Regions from separate parts of the Homo sapiens genome. Here region 2 is linked to region 1. Evidence: chromatin contacts called from ENCODE Hi-C or POLR2A ChIA-PET data. All regions are on one chromosome and are shown on one strand. Each heading gives the region's core, a stretch centred on a gene start or an enhancer-like site at or near the end of the contact. The rest is flanking DNA. Distances are from core to core; before and after follow the strand shown.

Evidence for each region. A loop is a pair of places that touch in the nucleus more often than their neighbours do. ChIA-PET counts read pairs that join two places held with the same protein, here RNA polymerase II (POLR2A). Pooled maps may share reads with other maps.
Region 2: a loop to region 1 is called in a pooled map, with 2.7 times the contacts of the local background. The contact joins two enhancer-like sites. A Hi-C loop is called at or near these places in 1 of 50 pooled maps. POLR2A ChIA-PET finds 5 or more read pairs at or near these places in 8 of 52 experiments (OCI-LY7, PC-9, T-cell and 5 more).

Annotation. Positions count from the first base shown.
Region 1 is chr12:68,562,888-68,569,120 of GRCh38, forward strand. No RefSeq gene overlaps it. Among named protein-coding and RNA genes, the nearest start is that of RAP1B, 45 kb to the right of the region's middle. Within about 2 kb of position 2,709, at least 2 of the 41 ENCODE cell types and tissues checked have a DNase peak (open chromatin) inside an H3K27ac peak, as active enhancers do.
Region 2 is chr12:68,637,730-68,643,962 of GRCh38, forward strand. The region is part of intron 1 of RAP1B (RAP1B, member of RAS oncogene family); the gene reads left to right. It also overlaps the pseudogene ATP5PDP4. Among named protein-coding and RNA genes, the nearest start is that of SNORA70G, 13 kb to the left of the region's middle. RefSeq lists an enhancer at 3,427-3,556. Within about 2 kb of position 3,547, at least 4 of the 41 ENCODE cell types and tissues checked have a DNase peak (open chromatin) inside an H3K27ac peak, as active enhancers do.

The DNA.
Region 1 (6,233 bases), core at 1,459-3,958:
TGCTTATTCATTTTGTTTTTATTGACAAGGTCATGCATTTATACATTTTTCATCTGCATACCATTGCAATACACAGCCAGGGCTGAAAATAGTACCTAAACTCTTGACCACAATGATAGCTTTAATAGCATGTAATTCATATAATCCCTCAAAGTTGCCTAGGTAATCTAACTTTAGTTAATAAGAGGTATCTGTGTAAAAACACCAAGGAGAAAATATGCTTTATTTTCGTCAGTATAAATATACACACTGATATTCATCATCATATCTTAGAAATAATAAAGTATTGTAAAACACTTTTCAATAGTTTTTACTAACAACCTCCATACTATACCCATGATTGAAAATATCTACAACCAAAAGAGAAATTGAGGGACAAAATTAATTAATTTACATAAAACCACCAAGAAAGTTAAAAGTATGCAGTCTGTAATCTAGATCAATTTAAGTTCAACATTAAAGCTTCTGCATAAAAATTCCTTTGTAGTAAGATGACCTTTAATTTTCAGAGGCTTTGTAGCTATTCTTGTAATCATTCAAGGTCAAATGGAAAAAGATAAAGTGAAACAAAGCTTGCCCATCTTTGCAATAAGGTGACAAATTCTCTTTCAATCTTTTCCCTACCTCAATGCATTGAAACCAAGTGTTTGTTTGTTTGTTTGTTTGTTTGTTTTGAGACAGAGTCTCGCTCTGTCGCCCATGCTGGAGTGCAGTGGTGCTAACTCAGCTCACTGCAACCTCCGCCTCCCAGGTTCAAGTGATTCTCCTACCTCAGCCTCCCGAGTAGCTGGGATTACAGGCATGCACCACCATGCCCAGCTAATTTTTGTATTTTTAATAGAGAAGGGGGTTTCACCATGTTGGACAGGCTGGTCTCAAACTCCTGACCTCAAGTGATCCGCCCGCCTCGGCCTCCCAAAGTGCTAGGATTACAGGCGTGAATCATGGCGCTCAGCCTGAAACCAAGTTTTTTTCAACCTAGTTCTATGTAACTATAGCCACTCTTATTTGCCTACAATTAGATTTATTGCAGCTTCAAATAATTTATTTTAGCATTTGAACCCAAAGCAACATCCATTTTATAACAGGTGAAGTTACTTAGTGGTAAAATCTGAGGGACATTAGAATAACTTCCCTTTTATAATCTGAGGGACATTAGAATAACTTCCCTTTGTCACTGATATACTGAAATTCATATGTTAGTGTCCCCAGGCTCATATCCTTACCCACCCCTGCCCACAGAACCTGCTCTAGGTCAGCTGTGGCATCTCACCAGATCTATAGGGCTAACATATACTAAGTTATCAAAGCGTGGTTCCCAGGCAAAGAGCACCAGTGTTACCTGGAAACTTGTTAGAAATGCAAATTTTGGGCCCTTCTCAGGAAGAATTTTCTTTTTATGTCTTTCTTTCTTTCTTTCTCTTTCTTTCTTTTTTCTTTCTTTCTTTTCTTTCTTTCTTTCTCTCTTTCTCTCTTTTTCCTCTTTCTTTCTTTCTTTCTTTCTGTTTCAATTTCTCTGGCCTAATTGTTGGGTGAGACTCTCCTTGAATCTTACTTCACTCTTCTAAAAAACACAATTATTTCTAGGGAAAAATCATTTAAGTTCTCACATTTTTCCTTTGTATTTATTTACAAAGCCTCTCAGGTATCAAGAAAGAGTTACTTTTTATTTTTCTCTTTTTTTTTTTTTTTAGCCTCTGATCTTATTAAAAGGGAAGAAATATCTAAATAGTATTACAACAAATTACATAAATGTTAGCTTCAGCAAAGTAATGTTTTTAACTGTTCCCATCACCATCACCACCATCACTGAAAGCTGGTGAGAAAATCTACTGAAAGGGGTGAGATTTCAGTAGATCTCACACACACACTACAATATTACATCTGACCCCTTTCAGTAGGTTTTCTCACAACACAATGTAATATGCACACAATACAATGTAATATTCAAAAGATAATTGCAGGATTTATCCTAAAATATTAATTCATGGTGATATAATTCAGTAATAAAAATGCACATTTCAAGTCACAGAATGCATCCTATCACTGAAACTCTATGTATGACCGTATTTGGGGATGGCACATGTAAATCCAAATTTTACATCATTTGCAAATATAGCTACTCCTACCTACGATAAGACCTTATTCCCTTATTCACTAGCAAATATATATAGATATAGATATAGATATAAGATGTACTTTCTTTTAGAACAAGGAAGAAAAAGATAGATTTAGATACTGATTTCTCCTTTGATCATTCAAACCTCAGAAAAGGGATCTTGAGTCTGAATTTCTTTGAAAGCATCATCTCATCAGAAAGAATTTATTAAGTATGCAGTTATTTCTCCCATTCTGTCCAATCGAACAATTTAAGCCCTGAAAACAAAGGAAGAAGCCTTTCCCATGCCAGCCATATCAATGGCAGAGCATAAAAACACATTCATGTTATTCATTCATCTAATGTTACAATAGTAGCAACACAAAGATTTAATTTAATAACCTAACGGATCATCTTTCTTAAGTTATTAAAATACCATATAAGGATGGTTTAAACTGTCTATGAGGCAATTTTCTAAGAGGAAAAAGTTTGGCAGGCTTTTATGGCTCCAGATGATTTCTCATTCTAGCTCTAATGTCAGAGTTAACCTATCACCATATTTCTTTATCTGTTTACAAAATCTGTGGTTCATTTTTCCTCAATGTTTCAACTTTGCTAGAAATGCTGGGCAACAGGAAAGAATGAGGTCATGACTCACCAGCTTATTAGGTGACTCTTTGCAGTGACTATAAATGCTACCATCAGTCTCATTTTTATGGTGCTGATAAAGGAGGATAACCTGCATAAGGGAGTTAGTTAAATGACCCAAAATGTCATTGCTCAACACTGGAGATGCATTGATTTGTAGTCCTATAATTGAAAAACAGGATATGAAGTCTTTAGGGGCTGGCTGGTCAGCTGGTCAACCAAAGAGTATATCATTATAACAGCAGAAGGAAATGTCATACAGCTTTTCTCTAAGTGCATCATAGAATTTATTTTGCAAATGCTTTTCTTTTTCTTTTTTACTGGTTCATTTGCAGCTTTTATTTGCTTTTGCTTCTAGCTCAAACATGTTTTATGATGGTTCTTTCTGAAAATTATCTGTACTCCCTTCCAAAGAACAGTTTCTCTGCTTAGCAATATGAACAAACATTGTGAACACTTTGAAAAGCAACACAGTTAATGAGTTTACTGTTAATAGCACGATGAAATGCAAGAAGACTCTAGTTCTATGTATTTTCTTCTTGTGACATCATTTGACATCCTATGATCATACTGTTTCAAATAGTTATATAAAGCACAAAATGTAAAGAAAATACAGAAATTGGGATGTATAAGTATAGAAAACGAAATGTTTTGGAGAATCGAAATCTATCTTATTTTATCTTATTTTTTATTTTTATTTATTTATTTATTTTTGAGACAGAGTCTCATTCTGTCACCCAGGCTGGAGTGCAGTGGTGTGATCTCGGCTCACTGCAAGCTCCGTCTCCCGGGTTCACAGCATTCTCCTGCCTCAGCCTCCCTAGTAGCTGGGACTACAGGCACCCGCCACCACGCCCAGCTAATTTTGTTGTATTTTTAGTAGAGACGGGGTTTCACCATGTTAGCCAGGATGGTCTCAATCTCCTGACCTCATGATCCGCCAAAAGTGGATTTGGCCTCCCAAAGTGCCGGGATTACAGGCATGAGCTACCGCACCCAGCCAATCTATCTTTAGGGATTTAGGGAAATAAAAACATTGGTAAAATTACAAAAATGATGTCGAATCATGATTTAAGAGAGGTACTGGTCAGTGAAGCATTCTTCTGCATTTAATGATCATACCAACTACAAATATACCATGGGAAACATTTGATAGAATGAAGGTTCATTAGATTCTCTAATAAGAGGAGTAAAAGAATGTATATATAACTGCATTCAGACCTAAAAAGAAATAAACACATATTATTACATAGAAAATCACAGGATGAAAGGGTAAATTTGATTATCCTTGAAAATGAGAGACACCTTGATTTTTTTTTTTTTTTTTTTTGAGACAGAGTCTCACTCTGTCACCCATGCTGGAGTGTAGTGGCGCCATCTCAGCTCACTGCAGCCTCTATCTCCCAGATTCAAGTGATTCTTCTGTCTCAGCCTTCCTAGTAGCCGGGCATGTGTCACGACGCTCAGCTAATTTTTGTACTTTTAGTGGAAATGGGGTTTCACCATGGTGGCCAGGCTGGTCATGAACTCCTGACCTCAAGTGATCCACCCGCCTCGGCCTCCCAAAGTGCCGGGATTACAGGCATGAGCCACTGTGCCCAGCCTGAAATCTTGATTTTTAAAAGCCTAGGCGGGGCACGGTGGCTCACGTCTGTAATCTTAGCACTTTGGGAGGCCGAGGCGGGTGGATCACCTGAGGTCAAGAGTTTGAGACCAGCCTGGCCAACATGGTGAAACCCCGTCTCTACTAAAAATACAAAAATTAGCCAGGCATGGTGGCACGCTCCTGTAATCCCTGCTACTCAGGAGGCTGAGGCAGGAGAATTGCTTGAACCTGGGGGGCGGAGGTTGCAGTGAGCCGAGATTGTGCCATTTCACCCCTGCCTGGGCGAAAGAGTGAAACTCCGTCCCCCTAAAACAAAACAAAACAAAACAAAAAAACAACTAACTTTGAGTAAGATAGTGTATTAAACTAAAGAAAGGTGGGGGCAAAACATATTTTAGTCATCTTGTGACCACAAGTACAAAGAAAGGTAGGACCAACCTGAGCAACATTAAAAAAACAAAACAAAAAAAAAAAAAAAACAAGGAAAGGATTATGATAAGAAGCCTTCTGAAATATCAAAAGATTTTCACAGTCAACAAAACCTGGGCCCTCCCTGTGATAACTCAGAAACACTGTTTGTCGAAACCAAATTATCCTGTGCTTCACGTGAGAGGCCTTTAATTTCTTTTTTTTTCTTTTTTCTTTTTTCTTTTTTTTTTGAGACAGTCTCGCTCTGTTGCCCAGGCTGGAGTGCAGTGGTGCAATCTCGGCCCACTGCAAGCTCTGCCTCCCAGGTTCATGCAATTCTCCTGCCTCAGCCTCCCGAGTAGCTGGGACTACAGGCGCCCACCACCACGCCTGGGTAATTTTTTTGTATTTTTTTAGTAGAGATGGGGTTTCACCGTGTCAGCCAGGATGGTCTCGATCTCCTGACCTCGTGATCTGCCCGCCTTGGCCTCCCAAAGTGCTGGGATTACACGCGTGAGCCACCACACCCAGCCGAGAGGCCTTTAATTTCAAGTAGAAGTGTGCAATGGATAAATCTAACTTGCTAAAGTAAATTCTAACAATTGAGCTGTGAAATACTGAAGCCTCTTCACATTCAAGAAATGATTTCCGCATTTCTTTCTTTTTCTTTCTTTTTTCTTTTTCTTTTTTTTTTTTTTTTTTTTTTTTGAGACGGAGTCTCGCTCTGTCGCCCGGGCTGGAGTGCAGAGGCGCGATCTCGGCTCACTGCAACCTCCGTCTCCCGGGTTCACGCCATTCTTCTGCCTCATCCTCCCGAGTAGCTGGGACTACAGGCGCCTGCCACCACACCCGGCTAATTTTTTCTATTCTTAGTAGAGACGGGATTTCACCGTGTTAGCCAGGATGGTCTGGATCTCCTGACCTCGTGATCCACCTGCCTCGGCCTCCCGAAGTGCTGGGATTACAGGCGTGAGCCACCGCGCCCCGCCTATTTCTGCATTTCTAAGAATTCACAGGATAAAACATACGATTGTGAGATTCCTCTAATGATACTCTTTCAGAACACACACTCACTTTATAACTCATGACTCTCCAAGAAGCTTTCCCAAATGTGACTCCCACAATCTCAATCAATTCCTCATGGAATTCTTGATTCTGCCTCTTCACAGCTACATTCAGCCATAATTGGGAAAAATCTCATGAAAATAATTCTACAGCCTTGTTCTTGACAATCATGAGTGCCTTGATCTTCAGGACAGTGCTATCTAAAAGCCTTTCCAGATATGCAAGGGGTAGGGACCATCCTCCTCACCCTTCTAGATTACCGCCCCACTTCCCACCTACCTGGGATTTAGTTTACTGGCAAGATTCACCCCGCCCAAGGCCTACCCTACCCAACCTACTTCAAGCCACTAGAAACTACAGTACAGGAGTACTTTGGCCCAACTCCATAAAAAGGGAAACACCTGTGCA
Region 2 (6,233 bases), core at 2,297-4,796, 76 kb after region 1:
CAAAGATGATACAGTATTTACTTTTAAGTGTATAAGGAAAAACTGAGTTTGGGCCTCAAACCAGCCCCAGGATTTCTTTATTTACCAATTATGAACTAGCCTCACTCAGTTCAGGAAGTCTCTTAAAATGTCAGTTATTTGGTTTCATCTTCTTAAAATGTAGAATTGCTTTATGTTATTTAAATATGGGTCCTTTTTTTTAATGAGTTAATTTGTTTGCTTTTCAAGATAATTTTGGATTCAAAGTTTTTAAGGTAACCTGGGATGCAAATTTTGCTAACTGGATTAATACAAATTTAAGTTTTTAAAATTCCATTGTTCAACTGTGTTTTATCCTGGATAGGATTAAAGCAGTCTTTAAAGGTAATCTGTTGTTGGCTTTAATGTTTTATAGTACAGTCTGGTGACACTTGGCTCACTAGTCCACATTTTTTGTATATTTGGTATATAGATTTTTTCCTTGGTAGTCACTTGTTTTTAACTTCTTTTTATATTTTACTTCCCAGTCTTAATCTCTGTAACCAATTTGTATAATCCCTTATACAGTTAGTCTCTTTATTTGTGGTATTATTTGAAGAGAAGTGTGTTTCCTGAGAGAGGATGTCATGTCCGTGCCCTAATTTTTAGTTACATGGCTTTTATTTGCATAAATAGCATGCGAGAAGGTAAAGGAAAATGTGGTTGCATCTTGTCCTGGTTGAGTGCCCACTAGTCTTAATGGATTTTCCCAGTTGTGCATACTTTAGGAGTAAGGATGTTGTCTTACGTTTATTTTCACTCCTTTTTAAAATGTGTATTGTTTTTGAAAGATAATGACTCCAAAATATCTATAATATCAAACAACCATTATGAAGTTAGAGAAATAATATTTAGATTATATTAAATTTTATTACCAGTGCAATTTATTTTTTTATAGTAATTAAGGAATCTAACTTTTTTTTGTTTTTTGAGACAGAGTCTCACTCTGTATGCCTAAGCTGGAGTGCAGTGGCGCAATCTTGGCTCACTGCAGCCTCGGCCTTCCAGGTTCAAATGATTCTCCTGCCTCAGCCTCCTGAGCACCTGGGATTACAGGCATGCACCACCAAACCCGACTGATTTTTGTATTTTTTAGTATAGACGGGGTTTCACCATGTTGGCCAGCTAGTGTCGAATTCCTCACTTCAAGTGATCTGCCTGCCTCGGCCCCGCAAAGTGCTGGGATTACAGACATGAGTCACCACGCCCAACCTAAGATGCTTTTAAAATTCCATTTATGTTTAATTCTTCAAAGTCTGGTACATGTAACATTATTATAACAAAACATTTTATAATTGAAAGGGACTTTAGGGATCTAGTCGAGAAGTCAAAAACTGCTGGACCAGGGTTCAGAGCTCTTATCTCTCAAATTGATTTTGTTGGTTTATACAATATTCATAATTTTTAGAATTCAAATGACTTTACCCGTAAAGCATTCACTCCCTACTTGACCACAGTCTATGTTATTACCTAATAAGACCTTAACTGCTTCAAGCGTTTACATGGTTACCTGGCTGATGTAAGTCATCTGAGTGTTCAGTATTTCCCCTTTCCCTCATTCCATCTTTTTGTAGACAAGGAATCTGGAAACCAAGAATTAAGTGATTTATCTCAAAATATACGACTTTTTAAATAGAGCTTCTTAAATTCAAAGTTAATGTTACTTTCTACAGCTTGTTGTCTCCTTAGAAAATAGTACAAGGTAATACGTAATCAAGTCCTAAAGTATTTGGTATAACTTGTCATGAAGGAGAATGATCACTGTGGGCTGAGTTAGTGCAAGAATGCTTCAGAGACATTTCCTTGACACTAACCTCCTAAGAACTGCATCTTGAGATATGCTGCCCTGATCTGTGTTGTTTTTGCTACACAGCTGAGGAAAAGAGGTACATATCCTCCTCTAAAGAGCTGGCACAGGAACTCACCAAAGGGCATTTTGTACATATTGAAAAACAGCACCTCATAAGACCAACTACATTTAGACTTCTCCAGAAATCCCATTTATGCCCCTTTTTGCAGAGGAAGGGGCTGGATTGACTCCCAAATCCAAATTTAACTTCAGCCACAAACTAATTAGCATGTCACCCCACCAAAGATTTTTTTTTTTTTTTGGGAGACTGAGTCCTGCTCTGTGCTAGGCTGGAGTGCAGTGGCACAATCTCAGCTCACTGTAGCCTCTGCCTCCTGGGTTCAAGCGATTCTCCTGCCTCAGCCTCCTGAGTAGCTGGGATTACAGGCATGCACCACCACAACCGGCTAATTTTTGTATTTTTAGTAGAGATGGGGTTTCACCATGTTGGTCAGGATGGTCTCCATCTCCTGACCTCGTGATCCACCCACCTCAGCCTCCCAGAGTGCTGGGATTACAGGCATGAGCCACCATGCCCGGCCCAAAGATGATTTTTTAAATGCTCAACAGGACAAAGCCTAATGGTAGTCTTTTGTTAAAAACAAAATTTAATATCAATCCATTGACAGGACTCTTTGTGTACTGAGCTATATAGTAATTTCACCTTAATAGAAGTTCTTCATAACCACCCCATATAAAACCATCCATTCTTATCTCTTTTTTTTTTCTCCATACTGCTTATCACAGCTGACACTTTATACTGACTTTGTTTCCCCCTCTATACCCTTTACTCCAGATTATAAATTCTGAGGACAGGGTCTTTCTTTCACTGCTTTATATTCCCACTGCCTAGAATAGTGCCTAACATATATTAGGTACTCATTATATATTTATTGATGTCAAATATTGATTGCTGTATTATAGTAGTGTTAATGGAAGGTGTCATTTCTTAGATTTTCTTTTCTGACCAGCACAGTTCTTGGGTTGATGGAGTATGTCCTCAATAAATCTCAGCATCAAATAAACAAGAATTTTCTTTTTAATACATAAATTTGTCATTTTGTTACGCTTTTTAGTTTCCTCAGTGATTTTTTAGAATAATTCTTGTTCATAATTTGGATCAGTAATATCTACAGTTGAATCTTAGGAAGAATGTTATAGGCAATCCAGAATGTTGGATAATTAAATCAGTTATTTGCATTTTGATGTGTAATATAGTGAACACATTTAGACAAAAAAAAAGCTACCCCATAAGACCAGTTTTTATTTTCTTTGATTCATGTCTTCAGGATTTTCTGTTAACTCAGAATTATTATAGCATTCATTATTGTTTTGTGAAAATACTAGTTAATAATCTCCGGTTAATGAAATAATTATCTTAGATAAATTTACTGAACTTAATGTAGAATATGTTTTTTGTTTCGTTTTGTTTTTGAGACAGGGTCTCACTTGTCACCCAGGCTGGAGTGCAGTGGCACAAACATGGGTCACTGCAGCCTCGACTCCTGGGCTCGAGTGATGCTCCCACCTCAGCCTCTCAAGTAGCTGGGACTACAGGTGTGTGCCACTACACTTGGCTAATTTTCATATTTTTTGTAGAGACGGGGTTTCACCATGTTGCCCGGGCTGGTCTTGAACTCCTCCTGAGTTAAAGCAGTCTGCTTGTCTCTGTCTGCCAGAGTGCTGGCATTATAGGCATGAGCCACCACCCCCTTCTTCCACTTTCATTTCAAACAGTTATGAAGCAGCCACTGAAACCGGACTCTCGACAATGCCAAAGGAGGTTTTGTTTTCTTGTCTTTCCATGTCTTTGCTGTGGTTTGCTCTGAAACTAGAATTAAACAGCTTTTTAAATTGATAAAAAAGAACCAATGCAAATAAAACTACGGTCTGTAGAGTAAATGGAAAAAGTTGTAGAAGTAATAATAAACTACTTTTAAACAAATGAGTAAGGTAGTAGATATTTTGCAAGAAGTAAATAGCCAAGTGTAAAAGCTGTCAGTTACTTTCATCAATCAGGTTAGTTGCAGTCACGCAAATTTTAGGTGATTATATAAGGAACTCAAATTAGGAATCTTTAAATGTAAATGACCTAATACTAAAAACTACCCAAAAAATATATTCAAAGATAAATAGAAGAAATACTTATGCATTTGAAAAAATCGATGCATTCCACAGTTCCTCTGAATCAAAGGTAAAAAAAAAAAACAGTGTAGAAAATACTTTGAACAGTAGTGGAATTTTTAGTATTTTGATAGCTTTCTTTAGAAATTTAATTGATTTTCTTCATCTGTAATCTTAGATTGTGTTGGAGAGGCAGTGTGAATCATGCATAAAGTTTATAATTGTGTATGTGCCTACATGATGTAGAAATTGCACCTTTTGGCTGATGAAGTATCGTATAGTTGCACTGTTGATAACATTAAGTTCATTTCGCATATATGCTACAGTCTTTTCTGTTTAACGCGTTGAGTAAAATGAAGATCCAGGAGTCCCTCATTAGTTGGTATAATTGGTTAATTCATAGACTAAAGATGAATACAAATGTACTACATTTGCAGATTAACTCATACATAGGCATATTATTGTTAACTAGCAATTCTTAACTGTACAGATAGTTTCAAACTGCATCCAGTTTTTACAAATAAATGCTCTTGTTTATAAGGAATACCATAAAGAGAGCACATGTAAATGAAGAAAATCTTGTCACTTATACTGGAAATTCAAGCGAGAATGATATTAAAAAAAAAGTTGTTAAAGGCAACACAAGAAGTTAAATGAAACTGAGTTAGCAATGAGAGATATTGGCTAATTTACTGTGCCTAAAATTATGGTGCTATTGGTCTACTGTATAATTATTATTTTTAATGTCCAGAATGTGTAATACAAGGGCCAGAACTTCCTCCTGGACTCAATTTTATAAATTCTCGATTAGTTGGTGAGGCCAATAAGGATACTTTTTCTCGTCTAATTTGGTTTCTGGGAAAGCTTCGTTCAAGTCCTCAGTGGTCATCTGATCAAATGGAATTAAGTTCTTCATCTTCTCCATCTGTTTCTCATATTCTACAATCCTGGCCTTTGAGAGAGACACCCACTCAGCACAAGATTTCACATCTTTTTCTTCGGCATCCACCTGCGCAGTATATTTATCCTCTGGCACGGGAACCTTCAGGGCATTAAACTTCTTAAAGTCATCCACCAAACCGGCCTTGGCCACGTTGGCCTTGTAGTAAGCCCAGTCGATAACCGGTGGATTCTCAGGTAAAGCAGCCAACCTGGAGGTGAGGGTCTCATTCCAGGATTTCAGGAAACTAGCAATGGCCTTTTGGTTCTGGGGTATGATCTCTGCAAAAGCTACTCAGTCAGTGGTTTTTAGAGCAAGTTTTCGCCCAGCCATGTTGGGATTCTTCACCGACCCTGGCTGCCCACGGTCCACTGCAGCCGCCTTTAACTTCTTGAAGGTTGTTCATCTTAAAATTTCTTTCAGAGTTTTTCTGTTGATTATAGTTTTTGTTTTTCTTCCAAAATCTCTTCACTTTAAATGGTAGTACATGGCAGTAATACCTTCTAATAGTCAGAACTCTTAATAATTTATAATATCAGGTATTCTAGTATTACTTCCTATCCTCTTTTTGACTTAATCCTTATTTTCTACTGATGTACAAGTAGTTAAAAATGAGCAAGCTTCTCAGAATGTAATCATTTACTTGTGGCACACCAGTTAAAGTACTAACTTAAGTCCTTTGCTACCATATTTATCTTTTCATTCTAGATAAATTTTTTGCTTGCTAATTGTAAATATTGCATTGATATAAGATAGGTATTTAAAATGTCAGTATTTACATTGAGTATTTCTTTTTCTATAAAGCACTTAAAATATATTTAATGTTGTAATTTTCAGTAGTTAAGCATCTCTTAGTCCTTTTTGAGAAGTGTTTTCTGAGAAGTAATTAAGACTTAAAGAATAGAATTAAACTTTAATTGATTCTTTTATGCTTACCTGTTTGTTTCTTTAAAAAGGTACCCTCACCATTAGTTTATTAATCCAGTACTTTTCCAACATCAATATTTTATAGTTACTCTATGAGTTGAGTGGCTAAACTTGGTATTTTTGAGTTTTCTAAAGTCTACTTCTTAAAAATGCCAGTAATTATCAGCATTCTTATAATAATATTGGGGTAGTTATAGAACAACTTCACAATTCCTCTGTTAACTTCAGTTTTTGTTTCATTTGTTTTATAATTTTTTCTATTTATTAACAATAGAACTGTCAGGAAAAAAAATAAGCAAAAGGAAAAGAAAATTCCCTATCCCCCCACCTTGTCATGTATTTTTTTTCTTTTTTTTATTCCAGGGAATTGAAATT